Linked DNA regions of Homo sapiens: region 1 is linked to region 2. Evidence: read pairs that join two places in POLR2A ChIA-PET (ENCODE). Cell type or tissue: IMR-90. All regions are shown on one strand. Links, peaks and the distances in the headings refer to the core of each region. The heading gives the core; the rest is flanking DNA.

The links. Peaks named below come from ENCODE experiments on the same cell type or tissue, not always from the same donor. Only the 100,000 strongest peaks of a DNase experiment are listed, where the experiment ranks them.
Region 1: POLR2A ChIA-PET joins it to region 2 with 16 read pairs; 1 of 35 experiments calls an interaction of 5 or more read pairs at or near these places.

Annotation. Positions count from the first base shown.
Region 1 is chr1:22,251,556-22,262,268 of GRCh38, reverse strand. It overlaps LOC107985377 (a long non-coding RNA gene), which reads right to left and starts at 9,704. Exons shown (of 5, transcript XR_001737789.1): 1 at 9,595-9,704; 2 at 9,336-9,440; 3 at 7,227-7,350; 4 at 5,911-5,952; 5 at 4,302-4,610. RefSeq lists enhancers at 448-1,074, 6,749-7,651, 7,652-8,556. In IMR-90, for the core only: no CTCF peak of the experiment used is centred there; no DNase peak of the experiment used is centred there; H3K27ac peaks cover 893 bases; H3K27me3 peaks cover 987 bases.
Region 2 is chr1:22,090,025-22,095,024 of GRCh38, reverse strand. CDC42 (cell division cycle 42) reads right to left here. Exons shown (of 6, transcript NM_001791.4): 6 at 1-3,597. The coding sequence ends at 3,508. Among named protein-coding and RNA genes, the nearest start is that of CDC42, 40 kb to the right of the region's middle. RefSeq lists a silencer at 4,915-5,000. In IMR-90, for the core only: no CTCF peak of the experiment used is centred there; a DNase peak (open chromatin) is centred at 2,504.

The DNA.
Region 1 (10,713 bases), core at 2,653-7,652, 160 kb before region 2:
AGCACAGGCCCTTCAAGTGCATTATCTCTTTCAGTGCGCACAGTCCCCTGAGAGGGCCTTACCATCATCCACCCTCTACAAAACACTGATTTTCAAAGAGGTGAGGAAATTGCCCCAAATTGCACAGGTGGCTAGTAAATGTTGCTATTTTCCTCCTATTATATTTTCGCTGAACTCACAACAGGCCCCAAACCTCCATCCTCCCACCACAGCCCATCCTGCCAGGCCAGTAGCATGATCTTTACCTGGCAGCTCATTTCTTTCATTCACCTAACAATAGTTATCCTGAGTAACAATTATCAGTGACTCGTGCGTCTTAGCCTTGATAATAACTAGCAGGTGCTGAGCCCAGGTACTGAGCCAAGTGCCCTGGAATCTTTGTGATAGTCCCATGAGATTGGAACTGCGCTATGAGTGGGGAAATTGAAGCTCAGAGAGGGGCAGAGGCTCCCCCAGGGCCACACAGCAAGCTGGTGTCACAGCGGAGGCTGCCAACTCTGGCTGCCTCTCCATAAGCACTAGGGGCAGGGTGGGAATCCTGGGAGTGGCCTCATAAGGCCCAACATTGTGGACCCCAGCCTTAGCTCGGGGTGGGAGTCCAAGGAGGCAGGAAAAGGTGGAAATGGTGAGATCGGGAGGCCAAGCGTGAGTCTATTCATGAGGGAGAGGAAAGGAGAGAGGCATCTCCCCACCCTCACCCACCACCTCCTGTCCCTCAGCCCCACCCCTGCCTAGGCAACCTAAACTCCCAGAAAGCACTGCTTCTGTCTCTACCACCCCCTGCCTTGTAGGGAAGGCCCAAGTGGGAGGAAAGGGCAGCCACAGGTGTGGGGGGCAATGGTTGCAGGAAGTCCACGCTGGAAATGCCCCCCTTCTGGCCCAGCGGAAAGGCCCCTTCCCCGGGGAAGCCCTCGCCGAGGCCCACATCTAAATAACCCATTCTCTGCAGATGGTCAAGAGGTTGCTTCTAAATTCCAAGCCTACCATGCCCTCCCCTGCTTACAGCTCTGTCTTACAGCCCCCCATTGTTACCAGTATGAAGAGTGAAGTTCCTCGGCCCAGCATTCAAGGCTCTTCGGGTTCCAGCCCCACTTCTCACCACTTGCTGCACACCTGCCACACACCTGCACGCACACCTGCACGCACACCTGCCACACACCTGCACGCACACCTGCCACACACCTGCACGCACACCTGCACGCACACCCGCCGCACACCTGCACGCACACCCGCCGCACATCTGCACACACACCTGCTGCACACCTACATGCACACTTGCCGCACACCTGCACGTACACGTACACACAAATGCGCACACACTGTGCTCCAATCAGACCCAACTTCTGTTTCTGGAACATACTTCCCTCTGTCTCACCTCTTGGTCTTTGTGCTCTTCTCCCTGCCTGGAACATCCCATCTATTTACAACCTGAGTCTAGACTGGAACACAGGCTCCAGGAAGGCAAGGACAGAATCTTTGCTGCTGTATTCCTAGTGCAGAGCCTCAACTAGAGGAGGATTTGGGTATGCAAACAATGCAGGACTCATGAGTGAATCAAGAACTGCCCAGAATCTTCTTCCTATAAATGTAACAGAGCCTAAGAGACAATCATTAATCCCTGCACTTTCCAGAGTCTCCCCAGATAAAAGAATTCCAATTCCTTTAGCGTTTCCACATTTTCCACAATAGAACCCTGAGCTTCCAGTAGAGTAAATGAATAAGTGAGTGAATAAATGACTGGATGAATTCATAAGTGAGTGAGTGAGTTAGAGAGCTAGAACAAGAAGCAGAGATTTGTTGAAACAATGAAGTATATGGCTGAATAGAGAGATAAATGAGTGAATGGGTGGAAAGGAAGGAAAGGAGGAAGGAAGGGAGGGAGGAAGGGAGGGAGGGAGGGAGGGAGGGAAGGGAAAGCGGAAGAATAAACCCATCGAGGGAAGAGAAAACGGAAGAATAAACCCATCCAGGTGGAGCGGCACCACCTGCAAGGTCAAATGCAGAAGAGTCACGTCATTGCCCTGCAATCCACAAGCTTCCAGGAGGCTCTATACAGTTGGCAAGCGGTGGCTCAGGGTCCACCCCTGGCCCACTGCCTGTTTTTGTAAATAAAGTTTTATTTACAAAACCACACCCACATCCATTCATTTATGTATTGTCTGTAGCTGCTTCCAAGCTACAGTGGCAGAGTTGAGCAGTTGCAACAGAGATAGCAGGATGACCCGCAAAACCTGAAATATTTACTATCTGGCCCTTCCCAGAAAATGTTTGCCTGCCTCTCTGGGAGAGTCTCATGCACGAAGGACCTGAACTGGCATCCTGCCTGGAGTACTCCCAGCGCCAACTGGAATCCTCCTATAGTCTTCAAAGGGTACCCAGCTTGCACACCTCTGGGACCGGGTCCTCACGACCTCTCCAGGCAGCGCCTCCGGCTCTAGGGCAGCTCAGGCTCTTCTTTCTGCTGAGTGGAAATGTTGTCCTCCTTGTCACCACCCCCATCCCGACCTCCCGCCTGGAGCACGGGTGTTTACCCCGACCTCTGCCCTGCGTCCAGCTCCCCGCCAGCCAGGACAGCTCAGGCCCAGCCGGATACGATTCTCAACCAGGGAGGCAAGTGAGTCACCGAGTCCAGAGAGGGGACATCTGCTGGGCTCTGGTTCTCAGCTAATCTCACTAATTCTGTGTGAGGGGCCCAAGCCACCCCTGCTGCCTCTTGTTTGCATTCGGGCCTGGCGTGGAAGCCTGGGAGGAGATTCCCTCACTCAGAATTCTGGAGTGTTTGGACCCCCATGTTTATTTCAACTTCAGTTTTGTCTTTAGCCCCTGGGATGATTTCCCAAAAGAGCCAGGGCCTAAGAGGCTCTCTGACCTCGACGCGGGACTGTGCGCTGGGAGGCAGAGCTGTTCTCATTTGACCCCCACGCGGATTCCTAGCCCCACTTTACAGACAAACACACACAAGTTGTCCAGTTTCTGGCCCTGGGTTCCTGCCTTCTTGTTGCCTTCTCTAGAGCCTTCCAGAATTATCCAAGAACCACACAGAGCCTCTGTGGGTGGCTTTGGACCCATTTCCGCTGTGCTCCACTGATGCCTGGCTGGTGCCTGGAGGAGACTTAGCACAGCGGGGACCAAACACGGTGTCCTGGGGTGGCCATGGTCTCTGCCAAGACAGAAGGCAGCAGCTGCATCCTCATAGACATCCCAAGGCCCCTTCCCCGAAGTCAACACCCAGCATGGCAGGGCAGGACTCCTTGGCCCCACCTCACAGATGTGAAGACTGACACTTCTGGACACGGAAGGTCTGGAGTCTAGAAGGCTTCCTTCCCCGTAGATTCTAGGTCGTGTTTGTTTTCTTTCCTCTCTTCAATGTGTCCATTGCCTCTGTAACTATGACTACATGGAAAGGACCCACAGACGTGGGGGAGAAGAGGAGGGAGAAAGGAATGAATGAGAACAGCCTAGCAGTTAGGAACTCAGGTTCTAGAATCAGACTGGCTGGGTTCAGAGCTGACACCGCCACTCACTCACCAACAGAGCCCCACTTTCCTCATCCATCAAGTGGGGTGCATAAGGCTATCTCATGGCCTTCTGAGGGTGAAATGAGGTCATGTGCAACAAACGCCGGCCCAGAGTCTGGCACAGGCCAGTGGACGCCCCTTCCTTCCTCTAGACACAGGGGGTTTCTAGTTCTTGTGTGTGCTTATTTGTTTGTTTATTTGAGACAGGGTCTTGCTGTGTCGCCCAGGCTGGAGTGCAGTGGTGTGATCCTAGCTCACTGCAACCTCAACTCCCAGGCTCAAGCCATCCCTCCACCTCAGCCTCCCGAGTAGCTGGGACTGCAGGCACATGCCACCATGCCCAGCTAATTTTTAAAAATTTTTTGTAGTGACAGGGTCTCGCTATGTTAACCAGGCTGCCCTTGAACTCTTGGGCTGGAGAGATCCTTCTGCCTTGGACTCCCAAAGTGCTGGGATTACAGGCGTGAGCCACTGTGCCTGGCCGCCCTGGCTATTTAAATCCAGGGCATGATCTTGAGCCGCAGCGTGATGCTATTTCTAATCCTTGTTGGTACAAAACCCGCTGTGCCATCCCCAGCCCAGCCCAGCCCAGCAAGGTCCAGCCCAGGCCTTGCCGCCGTGGGAGCCTACCTGGCCTGCGGCTGCCCCGTGGCGTCACCTGTGCACATTAATGAAAAATTCACGGTGCGGAGCAGAGCCAGGCCAGACCAGGAAATTGGAAAGTCGCGGGCGCCTTACCTCAGCCCGGCCGCACACTCTCTGCTTTTATAGCTCCACGTGTAATAACATAAAAGCATAATTTATTAAAGTATCACTTTAAGTGGGGATGGCAGGAGGGGGTCCATGCCCAGGGAGCTGTGAGTGCCATATTGACCGGAGATGCCAAGGGCGGGGGGCAGGGCAGAGCCTTGGCACTCCCCCGCCCACTGTCACAGCACAGCCAGCTGGGAGGGCCGGGGAAGGGTCCAGGAGCCAGGAGAAGCCACATGCAAAGGCAGAGCCTGGAGGCAGGAGCTGAGCGGTATGGCTTTGAATCCTGGCTGTGCGGCCTTGGCTGGGTCGGCTGCCGTCTCTGAGCGGCAGTTTCCTCATCTGTAAATGGAAGGATTTTCTCAGAGGCCCTGAGCCCCTCCTCAGCGGCTCTCCTCCTAGGACTGTTCCTCCCAGAGCGAGAAAGACCTCCAGGCCCTGAGCCGTGCCAGGAAATGGCCCTAGGATTGCCTCATTAAACACGAAGGGCTATTTACACTGGAGAAACAAATATTTATCTCTGGATCGAGAAGGAGGAAGGGCTTTGGAACCCCAGTCTGGCTCAGCCCTGCCTGGTAGGAGGGGGAGGAGGAAGGGGCAGGGGGAGGGTGCAGCCCCTGAGAGGACAGGAACAGGGCTGGGAGTCATGCAAACCCGGGTTCAAATCCCAGCTCTGCCACCACCCAGGGCAGGGTCCTCATGCCCCTGTGCCTCTGTGTCCTCCCTGGAAACATGGTCCTAAGACCACCCTGACGTCTCAGGGCAAATGAAGGTTCAGTGCCTGGAACAGGGTAGGAGTCCAGCTATGGCCGCCTCTATGCCAGGCACTGGGCAAGCGCTTGTGATCCTGCAGGGAAGAAGGCAACAGGTAGCAGGTATTTCTATTAGAGAAAAAAAGGCGTGCAGGGAGAAGGTCTCACGGGGTAACCTACAGAGCTCTGAGGAGCTGGCAGCACCGGGGAATGGGACATTCAGCACACCTCCTGCAGAGGGTCAAATAAATCGATCAATATGCCCCCGACGACTAGACGCACAGCAGCGCTCTCCTGGTTTCACAGGCCCACTCACCCTAAGGGAAAAATGGCTGGGCCGCCACATGGGGAACAGGATGCAAAATTTCAGAACTCAAATTCAAGAGCATCTTTTTTTTTTTTTTTTTGAGACAGAGTCTCTCTCTGTCACCCAGGCTGGAGTGCAGTGGCCTGATCTCAGCTCACTGCAACCTCCGCCTCCCTGGTTCAAGCGATTCTCCTGCCTCAGCCTCTTGAGTAGCTGGGACTACAGGCGCGTGCCACCACACCCGGCTAATTTTTTGTATTTTTAGTAGAGACAGGGTTTCACTGTATTAGCCAGGATGGTCTCGATCTCCTGACTTCATGATTCACCTGCCTCAGCCTCCCAAAGTGCTGGGATGACAGGCACAAGCCCCCGCACCCAGCCAAGAGCATCCATTTCTACTCTGCATGGAGTCTGGGTGCCGAAATGGGAGAATTTCTGGAATCCAGCCAGTTTCCTCCACCTGCCACCCTTGTCCAGGCCACCATCCTCTCCTGCCTGGATTATTTTGGAAGCCTCCTGGCTGGCCCCTTCCTCTGCCCTTGCCCCCTACAGTCCTTTCACAGCAGCCTGTGTGTTCTTGCACCTTGGTAGCAGCTGGGGTTGTTGACGGTGGCTGAGAAGAACCCTATGAAATGGACAGAAAACGGGGTGATCAGATGTGGGAAGAATTCACTGCATGGGAGAAGCATCATTGGTACACCCTGGGAGAAGCTGCAAGGGGCCCAGCGTCAGGGCTTCTATGAGGGGCCGTTTAGCATCTCTGTGGGCCTGAGGCACAGCGTGGGCCCGGAAGACCCCAGAGGGTTGCACACACCAGAACACCAGCAAGCTCAGGGTGTGAGCAGACCAGACGGGTCAGACAGGAGCAAAGGCCTTCCCCAGAGCTCCGGGGCTGAGCAGCCACCCTGCCTGCCAGACCTTATTTATCTAACATTGTGGTTGTTGAGTTTGATGTTTGTGGAAATGATTCTGGGGCTCTCCTCCCACAGAGCTCTGGACCCACTGAGAACTTGAAAGTGACATTCCTCAACCCAGCTAAGGGTAGGGTGGGAGCCCAGCCAGAGGAGAGGGAAGGGAAAGCTAGCTGGAGACAGGGCAGGGCGACACGGTCAGTGTCCCAGCAGGAAATAGCCTCACAGAAAAGGGATTTACAGTCCCGGCACTGTGGCTCACGCCTATAATCCCAGCAATTTGGGAGGCCAAGGAGGCAGGATCACTTGGGGCCAAGAGTTCAAGACCAGTTTGGCCAACATAGTAAGACCCTGTCTCTATTTAATACATTTTTAAATAAATAAAACCCCGCCACTGTGGTGTGGGTGGGGTTAAGAGGAACCCATCAGCAATTGTGCTGCACCCAGGGGCTAGTAGGAGTGGAAAGCTGCTACCACCCTCAAGCCTGAAGGGGGAGGGGTAGGAACAGTTACTAGAACCCAGAGAGGATCTGTGTCCAGAGCAGGAGAGGGACAAAGCCAGTCCATGGCAACTCAGCAGGGAAATAATTCCTATGACCCACTTCAGCTCTCACCCCCCCAGTTCGCCAAGGCCAACCAGAAACCAGACAACAAGGGGCCCAGATGATGCCATCTGGGGTTGTCAGGTCCCAGAGCCCAGGGCAGGTCTGGGGAGAGGGGCAGGGTGAGTCTGGACGGGCCAGCAGCTCTCACAGGCTCTAGGAATTATCCTTCTGCAGGTGGAATTTGAGCAGGGCCTACTGTGGGCTCACATTTTCTTCGTTAGCCTTGACCTAAAGTTCCAGGCATCCCAAAGACCCCTAGCAGCATGCGCCTCCGTTGCCTGCAGGGACTAGGTAAAGGGGTTCTAAGCTCTTCCTTGCAGTGGACAAAAAGCACAGGCCACTGTGGGGGTAGGACAGTGGGCCACCTCCCTGCCTTTGCTCACCGTGTGCCTTCTCCCGGGCTCCTCTCTCTGCTTCCCTGCAGAAACCCTGCTCCTACTGGAAGGCCCAGCTCCAGGGCCACTCACTCTTCCTCTAAGTTCAAGTGTGAGGCCTCTCAGGGGAAAGCTGATGGGGAGGAGGGGCGAGTGGTGAAAAAGGCCAGAGTTGGGGTCGTCTCCAGCCTAGCAATCCCGCCCCCTACCCCATCAGACCTACTACCTCTTGCCCAGATGGGGCACTCGGCTGTTTGGTGACAGTGGGCCCCAGCAGCCCCTCCACCTCCCCACAGAAGCCAGTTCTCCTTCTGAAACCCAAATCTGTGCCCGTCCCACCCACTACCCTTGACCCTCTAACCCCTTCCCATTCCCTTCAGGAGCAAACCAGGCTCCCCAGGCTGGTGGGCTGGACCCCCACAATCTAGCCCTGCCTGCTTCTCCATGGCTGCTCCCCCAAAACACAGACATATCCCCTTTCCCTTTCGCAGAGTCCCCTACTTTTCTAAAAGTGGCTGCAACTCAGGATTCTTTCTGTCCAAGCACCCTCCACCCCTCAGCCTGACCCAATGCTTACTTAGCCCATAGCAAGTGCTCTTCAAGGGCTATTTGTATCGGAAACACTGACCTGGGAGAGCTGAATTCTGGTCCCAACCTGCTCCCACTCATTTGTTCAGACATGTCCCCTCCCTGCCCCTAAGGCTTGGGGTCCCCATTTGTACAAGGAAGGGCATGAGCTGGGAGCCCACCAGCTTGGAAAAATGCAAGTGTCTCCTCTCTCTCTGCTTGCCTGTCTCTCTCTTTCTGTCTCTTTCTCTCTCTCTCTCTCTCTCTCTCTCTCTCACACACACACACACACACACACACACACACACACACACACACACACACTGCCCATGCCAGCCTCTCCCCGGGACATCGGGCTTCTCCGTGGATTGAATTACCAACATTTCATCGGTGGGAGGAGGGGAGGTGGGGCAGGGGAAGGAGCTGTGAATTCCGCGCACTGAGCCTGTCCCCGCAAGGCCTGGACCAAATGCCACAGCGTGTCTGTGCCCATCTGCCTCTGGGCGGGGTATGGGTGGGGGTGGAGGTGCAGGCAGGGAGGGGCTCCCTAAAACTAGAATGCCAAAGAAAAGACACCGAGGGATCACACAGACTCACACACACTCTTTCCCACGGCCACTACTGCACATGCATGCATTCACGCATGTGCACGTGCTTAAACACACATGCATCTCCTCCACACACAGTCTCTCACATATGCGATCGTCCTTTTTATTTATTCAACAAATACCCATTGAGCCAGTTTGCCATGACAGCCTTGCTCTCCATCTCTCTTTTGTGAAACAGGCCCCCACATTTGGTCACACCCGCACACACACCCACGCCCTCAGTCGCTCACACAAACTCACACATCCCAAGGCTGGAGCTGCAGCCTCCTTCCAGAGCCCCGGGAGGGCCCTTGCAATGTGTTCACACGATGGTCAAAGCCAAAAAGAGAAATAAAAATCAGTAGTACAGGAATGTGCCAGGGAGTTAATTAATAAAAATATTATGATTTTTTTCTGGATTTGGTAATGTTTGTGGTATTTGTCAGCTTAAAAATTGAGTAATTCGTTGTGGTTTCTTTTCTCGTTTTAAAGTCTCTTTAGTATTTGTCATTTTGCATTCCTTTTAATAAAGAAAGTCCCCAAATTGAAGACATCTTGGCCCTTACCAAGCCTCACCCGCCTCTGCAAACATACAAATATTCAAACAATCACACCCACCCTGTCTCACACTCACACTGTTGCACATGAGTTCACACTCCCACACATTCTTATAAATCAAAGACTCGTCACACATGACCCAGTGTGCACGAGGCTCACCTACCTGCCCGCTGCAGACAGGCAGCCCACCCAGGGCACCCCCGGCCAGGCCCGACCTCAGGGCAGACCAGACCCCATCTCTCCAGCCTCCCAGGCTCCTGGCCTCTGACTGCAGACACTTGGCACTCCCTTGCCTACGGCCAGCTCCCAAAAGCCCCACAGCTGCTTGCCACAGACGCCGACCACTCACCCTCCCGCTCCAACCCTGGAACTGGACCATAAGCCACACACCCTGATTCTTTCTCACCTTGGACCCTCGGATGCTCCATGCCCAATGCCGCCTCAGCAGGTAACCACTGAAACCCACAGAATGTTCTGGAGTTTCCTTGGAGACCTTGTTGCCCATAGGTGGCTGGTATGGAAAAGAGGATATAAGAATTGGAATTGTACAGCCTTTCCTGGGTTCAAATCCTGACTCTAACGCCTGCTCTGTGCTCATGGGCAAGTGAGCACACCTCACTGAGCCTCAGTTTCCCCATCTGTAAAATGAGGGGCAATCATCTTACCTTAGAGGCATGTTGGGAGGATTAACTGAGCAAACACAAGCAAAGCACAGAGCGAGAGCCCAGTGCACAGTAGCGGTCATTACCACTTTTCTTCTCCACGACAGCAGGAAGGTGAGGTTGGAGCCCCGTCCCCTCGGGACTGGCCCCTCCTCCAGCCCCCAGCCCAGTCCAGCCCCCTTTCCCTGTTGCCTCAGCCACATCGCCCTCTCGGCCACCCGAGTGTTAGGATCCCAGCGCACCTGCTTCCAAGGGCTCTAATTTCCTGTAAGTGTAAGAATTCAGGTCAGACACGGCCCGCGGCCTGCAGCCCCCCTCCCGGCGGAAACCATAAATAACCCAGCTCCGCCAGCCTGGCCCAGGCACGAGACTTTCCCTCCTTACCCACTGTGCCAGGCAGGTACAGCGATTTCCATTCACACACAGGGAAACTGAGGCCGTAGAGAGGAATCTGAGTTTGAGATCCTGACCAGTGCACTAGAAAAAACTTCCATCAAAATATGCCCTTCCCACGCCCCCTGCCAAACAAATACCTCTCCTCTAATTCCCAACTGGCCAGTGACTTACACCTGAAATCTGCCCATTAGTGTGGGGGAGCCAACAACCTTTTCCTCTAAGGGCCAGAGAGAAAATATTTTAGCACTTGAGGGCCAGACAGTCTCTGTTGCAAGTACTCCACTTTGCTGATGTAGCCATAGACAGTGCAGAGACATTATTTTTTTCACAAATGCAGGCGCCCAGCTGGATTCGGCCATGGCTTGCCCACCTCTATGCTGTACCTCAAGCCCCTCCACCACACTGCAAATGAATTGAGTCTAGAATCCAAGACTGGCACAGCTCGGGCCCTTAGAGTTAGAGATTTCAGCTCAGCAATGACCAGAGGACAAAACTGAGGCCCAAAGAGGGGGACATGGATGGCTTGTCTGTGTTTCTTCAGCTGGTCAGAGCTGGGACTGCGGACTCCTTGTCTAGTGCTCTTTCCCTGACATCATGGGTCTGTCCTCCAAGCCCAAGACTCGTGACCTCCTGCTTGCTCTTCTGGAAGTTCCCTTGCTATGGTGGCTGAGAACAAGCCAGGCACTTGTCTGTCTCGCATGCCAGACTGGAAGGTTTCTGGACCAC
Region 2 (5,000 bases), core at 1-5,000:
CAGCAAGGACTAAGTTTCAATCCTTCTTGAGCAGGGCCCTTGTTTTGCGAGTTTCTTAGCACCCAGCACCAAAATAACCACTAATTTACCTCACAAATGGAAGAAGAAAAGGAAAATAGTCCAAACCTAACAAGTCAAAGAAGTACCACTATTTAAGCATTCTATGAAGGTAACAATTATGATAGCACAAATTTAGTGACAACTTGCAGGGCAAAAGGAGAAAAAGTACTACTACATTAAATGTACACCAATGTTAACAGGTATCCTAATTACAATATGAAAATGTGAGAAAAATACACCTCAGAATGAAGGAAATATTACAATTGTTCTTTTAAACCACAATCCTTTTCTTCCCCTTTAGAATACACTCCCCTTGTGGCATAAAGTCCAGCTTGAAGAACATCGCTTTAACTATAAAATCTATTTCTGGCCGGGCGCGGTGGCTCACGCCTGTAATCCCAGCACTTTGGGAGGCCGAGGCGGGCGGATCACGAGGTCAGGAGATCGAGACCATTCTGGCTAACACGGTGAAACCCCGTCTCTACTAAAAATACAAAAAATTAGCCGGGCGTGGTAGCGGGCGCCGGTAGTCCCAGCTACTCGGGAGGCTGAGGCAGGAGAATGGCGTGAACCCGGGAGGCGGAGCTTGCAGTGAGCCGAGATCGCGCCACTGCACTCCAGCCTGGGCGACAGAGCGAGACTCCGTCTCAAAAAAAAAAAAAAAAAAAAATCTATTTCTAGGATGTTCAGTAAAACACTTATAAATAGCAATAATATATTAACATCGTATTAAATACTATAAATTCTGACACAAACTAAGCCTGTAAGGACTATTTTCAATAACCCTTTCCAGCCTCTAAATCATACTCCCTGGAGAATATCACTCACCTTCTAAGCCACGACTATAAGCAAGTTTGTTACGTCAAATAGAAAACAATATTTAAATGGAAAACCTAAGCTGCATCCACTTGCTACCCAAGTTCTTCTGACATGCAGAAATCAATCTGAAAATATTTAAGAAAACATTAGCTTCAATCAATCCCCATCATCCTTGTTCTTCTGATACACGGATAATTCGTTGACACAACTGTATGACCTGCTTTATTTCACTTACTCATTTATAAAATAATATACCCATCCAATGACTACTTCTAGAGCCATATCATGTCAAGCATTGCTTTAGGACAAAGATATAGCAATAGTCAAGGACCTATACGCCCCTGACTACACTAAGGATACATATGTCCCTGCTTTCCAGGGTATCACATGATCCAGGTATCTCTCCCTAGTATAGTCAACAAGGAATAAATAAGATGCATTTCTTGGTTAGAACTGTTAAAGCTTACATCTGCCTCTTCCTAACCCCTTCTCAACCAACCCAGCTTAATTCTAGCACAGTATGCAAATCATGCCAAACATGACTCCATGCAGAGAACTATCAAAATGAGGCCACAGTGTACCAACCTTAACTGATTTTAAGGGTTCTTAGTTTCTAAGATTCTCATGCAGATCAGTATAATGTCCTAAAGGTAAATAAACCTTTCTTGCTACCTAAAGAAAATGTATCCCATATTCAGATTCGCAGCACAGAACCTGTATTCTGATAGTAGTAGTTTGAGATAACCAACTAGGTGTGGTGATTCCCAAACTTGGCTACATTTTAGAAATGCCTGGAAAACTTAAAAATCACATTGTTCAAGCTGCACTCCAGTTGGAGAACCACTGATGCAGAAAACTTGGGGGAAAATGAGCTGCTTTTCAATGATCTATGGATTAAAGGTACACTGACATTTCCTTCCACCATGAGCAGTGAGCTTCCTGAACACTGCTTCACTAAGAATTATTATGGACCTACTTGGTATTTAAGGGAAGGGTCAAACTTAGAGGAGAAAGCACAAACCTGAACATATAGAGGGCTAAATATTATCTCAAACTAAAATGCCAGAAAATAAAAATAATAAAGCTTTAAAATTTTATCCCAAAGTTTGTTAGAAATTGATGTTATCAAGAGTCAAATTCCCACTCCTCAATATCTGAAAAGTAAGAGACGGAGGGAAAATAACAACCCTCAGGCTGGCTTGTGAAGGGTTTTTGTTTGTTTAATACATCTGAAAAGAATGCATATACAAAGAATTGAGACATGAGAAAGCATTGGTTCAACACTAATGCATCTACAAGAATTAGGTTTGGGAAGGTGGGAAAGATTACCTCAACATTTTTAAAAATTGGAAACTGCAACCAAAATAAGCTGAAAAAATCCCTATTAACACTTAAGAAGAGTCTGCATTAAGAGTCTTTCCATGATTTTTATTAAACTAGAGAGCCTCACCTGGCTGCTCTAGGGTTCCTCATATGCAAAACAGAAATAAGGGGATTCCCCTGACTGGTCCCCATGTTGTTAAGTGTTCTCCCCACCCCCACCCTACCCCCAGCTTCTTAATGAAGCAGGCCTCCATCCTCCTAACTTGAGAGGATGTGAATCATTCCACAGATGTCTGTCTTCTAGCACCACCCCTCGTATTTCCTCTACATAACAGGTCTTCAGCTGCATTCTAGGAACACCATATACTACTGAGCTGCAAATCTATGCTAAGCATATAAGACAATGACTGAAAGGGAAAAAAATTTTTTTAATTACAAACTCAATTCATTTGGTGCATTTCAAAGGTGCAATACTTTTCTTCATTTATCAGTGAAAGAAGTTAGAAATTAACTTCCCAAAAAAATCAGCAAATGGCAAACAAATGTCCTTGAAAGTCACAGTCACATATAGTGCGTCCTAGAAAAGAGGAGGGGCAAGATGGGCTCCACCCACTTTCATGAGTTTCATCAAATACTGGATCTACTCAAGGGTGGAGAGAAAAGGCAACTTTCAAAAAGGAGTATGTTATTAAATGAGGCATTTACTATACTCCTTCCTAAGAGCACCAGATGGGGAACATGTTTTCTAAACTAGATCTAGGAAGTGGAATGTGGAATCAATCCGTCCTCCTCCCCTTAAGGGCTAACCACTGGTTAATGAATTAAAAAAACAAGACTAAAAAACAAACCCCACACACACTCCCCCCCAAAAAAAAGAGGAGGGAAAAAAACAAAACAAAACACTAAGATGTCCCAGATTACTCTCCAGAGTGGAACCAGGGAGCAGCTTCAACAATTCCAATTAGTCTGTTACAGAGTCATCCACAAGCATGCCTTGCTTTTAAACAACAAAAAAAAAAAAAAAAAAAACACACACACACAAAAATTTTTTTTTTGAAACAACAAAAAAAAATAGTACTAATCACTTTTCTGACAATACAATTACTCAAAATTAACTAGTACTGGGAGGGGGAAGGGGGGGGCCATACCTATGGGCCTTGTCTCACACGAGTGCATGTGGGTAGGTGCAGGGCATTTGTCATTATTGCAAAAACGAATTTTAATTTTTAATCTTTAGTTTGATTTAAACATTGCTTTTAGTATGATGCCGACACCAGCTGTGCAGAAAGGGCTCTGGAGAGATGTTCATAGCAGCACACACCTGCGGCTCTTCTTCGGTTCTGGAGGCTCCAGGGCAGCCAATATTGCTTCGTCAAATACATTCTTTAGGCCTTTCTGAAAAGGGGTAGAAAGAAAAAATGGGCGGTCTGATTTTCAGTATAATAAAGTTGGAGTTCAAATTTAAAACATTCAAACCCCCAAGAGTTGGCAAAGAAAGAAACATTAAAAACAACCCTGAATCTCAACACAATAATCTCACTTCACCAAGATTTGTCCAGGGCACTGGAAGGATTCAGCAATTCAGGAGCAGAGGAGCAGATATTCATGAGTGAGACAGTGGTCCTTTGAGAAAGCTTTGCGCAGACCAATGTATGTCACAAGAAGCAAACAAGCACATGTGTCATTTGCTCATTCAGTATGAGTTTTGTAATGTGCTGCTGAAACATTTTACATAAAAACAAGGGAAGCAGCTCTGCATTCAAATGAAACAGCTGGATATGAAACAGAGGACTGAGAGGACGGGCACGGGTCAGTGGCATCCTTATTCTATGGAAGGCACAGGCAAAGAGAGAGAGAGGGTGATTATGGTAGCTGCAAAGATAGTCACTTTGAACTCCCTTTATCCCACCAGTTAGACAGAGTCAAGGAGATTCAAGGGAGCAAAAATGTGGGTACCTGATACATACGTAAAATTAGAGCCAGTCAGTGCAACAGGAATAAAGCTTCATCAGGCATTTATACAAACGGTTGTATATTTTTAATTTCAAAATTTGAAGGTAACCACAATTGTATATTTCCCTCACAATAAAATCAGAAGCAGGAAAATATAAAGGTGGCAGCTTTACATCTCAGCATTAACAAACTGTAAGTCAACTGTTTAAATGGATGTTATTCTTAAAAGATAATGTAACAAATGAACTCATAAAGCAGTAGCAGATACATCAATATCTTCCCCACCCCAGACTGACAAATACTCCACTACAGCACAGACAGCCAAAGCAACAGCAACACAAAGTTTCACCGCACAAAGGAAAACCAGAAAAGAATCCTCCCTTCCCCATTACACTCTACTAGGTCACCCCTTTTCCATAAGGTTTGTCATGCAATTACAATTAACAATTGATCATAAGAGTAAAATGATGTTTGTGTTACTTTCTCCATCTAGAACTAAGATCTAGAAGTGTTAAAACTCTTGTTATTTTCTCCAAGAGGACATTCTTAAAGCCAGACCAAGTTCCCTTTTGCAATAGTAATCCAAACCAAAAAGCTCTGAGCATCAGGCAACTCAAGCAGCAGAACGTTAAAACAAGTCCAACTTGACTACTGATCACAAAAAATTTATATGATATTGCATTCTTGATCAAAAACTAATACAGAGGTTGCTCTAAGGTGGTGAGTAAAAAGACGCAGAGGCTTTCAAACAGGATGGTTTTATTCCTTTGTTTTTAAACGATCTTTCTACAGTAGTGGGACAGGAAGCAGCAGCAAAGAAGGGAAGGAGAAAACAGTTTAGAATA